2 separate regions of the Homo sapiens genome follow, and region 1 is linked to region 2. The links are chromatin contacts, found by Hi-C or POLR2A ChIA-PET in ENCODE. All regions are on one chromosome and are shown on one strand. The core of a region is the stretch at or near the end of the contact, and the rest is flanking DNA. Distances in the headings are between cores, read along the strand shown. Region 1 overlaps BMPR1A (bone morphogenetic protein receptor type 1A). Region 2 overlaps LDB3 (LIM domain binding 3).

Region 1 (2,700 bases), core at 148-2,647, 42 kb before region 2:
CAAAATCTTCATTAAATGAGAAGGAAGTCAGTCAAGGTTCCATGGAAAACTACAAGATGTATCATGAGATTGAATATCATGTTTTCTATTTGATGTTAAGGAAGGTGGGAGGGAGAGTGATCTGGAAGTAGCAAAGGGGGTAAAGGATAACCCCTCCAGGCCCAAGGAAAGGGGGTCTGCAACAGAAAATTCCACTGCTTGAGTGGACTACAAAAAACAATCAGTGTCCTCCAGTGTGAACCAAGTTTCAACTGCAGAAGTTCTTATTCAGAAGCCCATGGCCTCACAAAATTCAAGAGGTTCATAACCTTAGATGTGAAAAAGATTACATTTTTATTTTCACTAACCGAACTTTGAATTTTTCTTTACTTATGAGAGTAGGCAGGATACACAGTAGTATTAGCAACACCTGTGACTTTGTAATAAAAACAAATCAGATATTCTCATCAAACTACTTGCTGCAGGCAACTCAAAGCATTATTTATGCTCATCAGCATCTAAAAATTAGGGCAGTTGTTATACTCACCCCTGGATTATTTAATAAGTTAATAAAAGAACAAACGTATTACTATATCTAAAAATGTTAATAGCTATATTTCAAAATAATTGTTTTCCTTCACAAGTCTTACGTATTTTACCCATTTAAAAACATTAGTCTAAGAAGGGGAACAGAGGCTGCTTAAAACATTTAAGAATCCTTAAGAACAAGAAGGCAAATAGAAAAAGAGAGACAATGGAAGGTGTCAGGAGTTGGAGAGCAGTGGGAGAGGACTGCCAAGGGAACAGACAGAGCTGCGGGGAAATGAACCCCAGGGTGAGCAGCCGAAAAGGAGGGAGATAGAGAAAATGTTAGGTGAAAAAGGCAAGCTGCAATGCACAATGCATGATGCCATCTGTACAAAGCACCAAAAAATGGATATGCATTTTTGTAAATGGAAAGAAAATCTTAGGAAGATACATACAGTAACAACACTGGTTACCAAGGAAAAGGAAACAGCACAGAGGGGAGAGCAAAGAGAGTAGGGAGGAAAGCAGTTTTCTGTATTGTTGCCATTGTTTACTGCAAGCTATTACATTAAAAAAAAAACTAGCTATTTTTAGAGGAATGCCTTTTCTGTTTTCCTTAGTATATCCTTTGGTATTTCTGCAGATTACTAAGGATTAGACCTCAGGTCTCCAGAAAACTCAGTGATACATTCTCTCAGGAAATGCTGTCCAAAAAATGAAACTTTCTATAGCAGGGTGAGATGGGCATCAGGGGGAATGAATTTTGCTCTCTGGGGCTGTCATGAAACCATCAGCCTTGTGTCCACCCTTCACAACATTTGACTTTCGTGTTGAGATAAGCAGGAAACTGAAAGCCTCATCTCCTGGAGTGCTCTCCTCATGACTCAAAGCATGTCTGGGACAAGAAACTGACAAGCAGGCCAAAGATTAATAGGCAGGTTTTATCAGATGTAACAGACAGTGACAGTACTTCTCACACGGCTATTGCTGGTGTACAGGAACCTATGTATGGATTTCCTCGTTTACCACGTGTAGAGCCAACTTACTGAACTCATTTATTAGTTTTCTCAGTTTGTCAATCGATTTTCTTGGCTTTTCTAGGTAGATTACATGCTTAGCAAAGAGCATAAACAAACAGTACACATTCTGACCTTCCCTTCAAATATTTACAACTTTTTCGCTTCAGCTTCTCTTAGTCCATTGGCTGGGGTCTCCAGCACTAAAAAGAACACTAAAAATGAACTTAGTATTGTTCTTCCTTTCACGGGAAGTATTTTACCCGTTGGGTTTGCTACACGCCCCAGGTAGAAAATTACCCTTTATCAGGTTGAGGAAGGTTCTTTCTTTTCTTAAAACTAGTCTATCACAAAGAGTTACTTAATTTCATTTAATATATTTTTTACCATTAACTGAGATGGTTGTATTGTTTTCCTCCTTAGATTTATTTAGTGTAAATGACACTAATATAATCCCTAAGGTCAAATCATCCTTGAATCTTGGGCTAGCTTTATCCGATAGTATCAATATACTGTTTGATTCAATTTGCTCGTGTTTTACTTGGGATTTTACAAATACACGATAAGTGAGAATAGAAATTGTTCTCTTTTTCTGGTCCATCCTTGTCTGATTTTGCTTGCAGCAGGGTTATGGCCAGCTTCAAAGAGCATCTTCTCTTTTGCATACTTTTTCTTTCCTCTAAAAATCTTTGTGTAAAATAAGAATCATCAATTCTTTTTAAAGTCTTATAAAAAAAATCTGGCCCTTTAAAGAGTATATCTCTGACAATTTTTTTTTTTTAATTTCTTTACCCTTTAATGGGTTACCATGCTTTACCATTCCTTCTTACAATTCAGGCTTGGCCCATGGTCCAAGACAATCCTTGAATATTGACAAAAAGGAAAGCAATGGCAAATTTACAACAGCATCACACTCTTTTAGTATCACTGAAGCTCCCTTAATGTATATTTAATAAAATATTGATTCAATGCTGAAGATATAAATAGGATATCTAAATTTAATCCAAAAAAGTTATGTTATTTTTAGAAAAGATAATAACTCCTAGAAAATGGGGACAATTCATTTAAAGATGAATTAAAGGCTGGGCGCGGTGGCTCACGCTTGTAATCCCAGCACTTTCGGAGGCCGAGGCGGGCGATCATCTGAGGTCAGGAGTTTGAGACCAGCCTGGCCATT
Region 2 (2,700 bases), core at 1-2,500:
CCCCTGGAAGTCTCAGTCCTTAGAAGAAAAGAGTTCTAATACATTCCCATAAAACATTTCAAACATGCAAAGAGAAAAATCCAAAACAGGAGTGAGGACAGAATAGAGTGAGTTGGAAGAGAGCCTAAATATCGTGCTCAAGTGAGAAACATCCACGCAAGTGCCTGCTTCAATGCCATGTTTTCAATGAGCATATTAACAGGGCTTCCTAAAAAGGGAAGCGACTACACTGTTTCCAACCACAGAATCTAAGCTGCCTTCTTTATCACCAAACAGCTTTAAGATGCTTACCTAACTCAAACTATCACTAGTATAAAGTAGTTTGAAGGCCCCTCTACTTCAATAAATACTTAAATAATAGCTAGATCAACTCAGCTCATACATTTTCAAAATATTGGCCAAAACAGCAAATGCATATATATCAGTGCATCTGTCCCTTCCAGCAGTTAACACAATTGTACAAACTCAGTGTGCTGCATTTAAAGGAACATTTGAAAAGGATGATGCAGACCTGAAGGTGGGAGGTCCTGCCTCCTCGTGTGTTCTTACTGAGGGTGGCAGAAAGTAAGTTTCCTCTTCCCCACCCAGAGTTTGGGCATGTGAGCCTATTCTGCCATCCTGTTTCAGACACTGTCTCTCTGTCTCTCTTCTTTTCCACAGGCCACCAAGCCTATTTGAGATGGAGGGTACTGGGGGAGACGTCATAAGTGAGCAGTCACAAGTTGGGGTGAAATTCATGCACACGACTGGACACTCATGCTAACGAACCCTTAAAGCTAAACAAAGGCCAAAGACAACCCAAAGCCTTTAAAAAAATCTCTCACACACCACAGAGCAAAACTGGAAAAACCCAACTCTACTTTCCCATCACAATTCAAAAAGGAGCTAAGCCTTCTGGGGATGTTGGATGTTTCAGACTGAGAGAGGGTGGCTGACAGGGCCATCTTTTCTCAGCTGTCTGCAACCTGAGCCAGAGCCCTTCCTGGAGCCCTGGCAATTGCCCAGTGGCTCCCAGAAGACATCTCTTTGGACGTCCGGGCTCCCAAGAAGGTTTTAAGTTTGTTCAAGGTCTGAAGTCTGATGCGCAGAGGTAGCTCCATGACGCTAGTAATGGAATAACACTTCCTTTTTTGGTGAGGAAAGCCCAATGGGTCTTAGCTAACAAGCTCTCAGCTATGACTCTAAAAATACCCTGCAGCGAGTGCTGTTTGGCACTTCAATTTGTTTGCCAGGGGAGCGCTTAAGAACTCCGCAGAATGCTTCAGATTCTCCACAGCTGCTCTAAGCTCTGTCCTCCTCTGGTGACCAAAGCAAGTGTATCGCTTTGGGAAAGCTGCTTGTTGCTTTTCACTTTTGAGTTCTTGGAATTCTGCTCTAAATGTCTGAAGTACAATTCCAGTCTTGGATTAATAACTAGCTTGGTTTTGAGTCTTCATTTGGCTCCTAGTCTGAACTATGCAAATGCACGATCTGTGTACAGAAGAAAAAACCTAAAATTATACTTCCAAAGGGCTCAGTCGCTTCCTCTCTCTCCCCATTCCCCTCAGAAGAAACATCAGCCTCCCGAATCCTTTGTTGCCAGCAGCAGGAGCAGCTCCGGGCCTCGTCAGCACAGGCGGCCTTGGCCGCCTACAAGTTGATGGTGTGTGCGTGCTTCTTGCACAGGGGTCTGTCCTTCTTGGAGTAGAACGGCTGCCCCTCCAGATTCACATGGCAGACCTGGAGCAGAGAACAGACCTGCGTGAGACCCACGTGGCACAGGGCATGAGCAGATTTCAATCACTTTTTTAAGAAAACGCCCTGGCCAGGCGTGGTGGCTCAGTCCTGTAATCCCAGCACTTTGGAAGGCCAAGGCAGGCAGATCACTTGAGGTCAGGAGTCCAAGACCAGCCTGGCCAACATGGCGAAACTCCATCTCTACTAAAAATACAAAAATTAGCCAGGGGCATGTTGCCATGTGCCTGTAATCCCAGCTACTCGGGAGGTTGAGGCAGAAGAATCTCTTGAACCCGGGAGACAGAGGTTGCAGTGAGCTGTGATTGTGCCACTGCACTCCAGCCTGGGCAACATAGCAAGACTGTCTAAAGCAAACAAACAAACAAACAAACAGCCTTGCCCCATGCATTCTAGAGAAAAGGCAACAGCCTATTTCTCCCACTATGAATTCTTAATGACGGAAGCAGAGTACATGAGTTGGACTATATAAAAACTAAGATTCCTGAAGAACAGAATAAAATCAAATGAAATTAATTAAATTTAATGGAATAGAGAAAATATACACTATGAAGCTGACCAATTCATGCTATCTAAAATAGCATGAATAGAGTCAATACAAGTTCACAAGTCAATATACCACAGAGAGGATTCACGTCTAAAGAAAATCATTAGTAAACTAACAAACACATCAGAGAAGATTGTACTCACTAATAATTAAAGAAAAAGCAAATTAAAACTCCCCTGACTCCAGGCGCAGTAGCTGATGCCTGTAATCCCTACACTTTGGAAGGCCAAGGCAGGAGGATCGTTTGAGGCCAGGTGTTTGAGACCAGCCTGGGCAACATAGTGAGCCTCTGTCTCTACCAAAAAAAAAAAAAAAGAAAAAGAAAGAAAGAAAAGAAAATTAGTTAAAAAAATTACAAGAAAAACTGCCCTGAGATACCACTAGACACATATTAATCTAGCAAGACAAATAAAACAAAA

The links. A loop is a pair of places that touch in the nucleus more often than their neighbours do. ChIA-PET counts read pairs that join two places held with the same protein, here RNA polymerase II (POLR2A). Pooled maps may share reads with other maps.
Region 1: POLR2A ChIA-PET joins it to region 2 with 22 read pairs in BJ. The contact joins two enhancer-like sites. A Hi-C loop is called at or near these places in 2 of 168 maps with a recorded cell type or tissue (aorta and endothelial cell of hepatic sinusoid) and 1 of 50 pooled maps. POLR2A ChIA-PET finds 5 or more read pairs at or near these places in 8 of 52 experiments (A549, BJ, Caco-2 and 5 more).

Annotation. Positions count from the first base shown.
Region 1 is chr10:86,774,053-86,776,752 of GRCh38, reverse strand. All of the region lies in intron 1 of BMPR1A (bone morphogenetic protein receptor type 1A), which reads right to left. Among named protein-coding and RNA genes, the nearest start is that of BMPR1A, 19 kb to the right of the region's middle. Within about 2 kb of position 1,397, at least 2 of the 41 ENCODE cell types and tissues checked have a DNase peak (open chromatin) inside an H3K27ac peak, as active enhancers do.
Region 2 is chr10:86,731,906-86,734,605 of GRCh38, reverse strand. LDB3 (LIM domain binding 3) reads right to left here. Exons shown (of 14, transcript NM_007078.3): 14 at 1-1,719. The coding sequence ends at 1,630. Among named protein-coding and RNA genes, the nearest start is that of BMPR1A, 23 kb to the left of the region's middle. Within about 2 kb of position 1,250, at least 9 of the 41 ENCODE cell types and tissues checked have a DNase peak (open chromatin) inside an H3K27ac peak, as active enhancers do.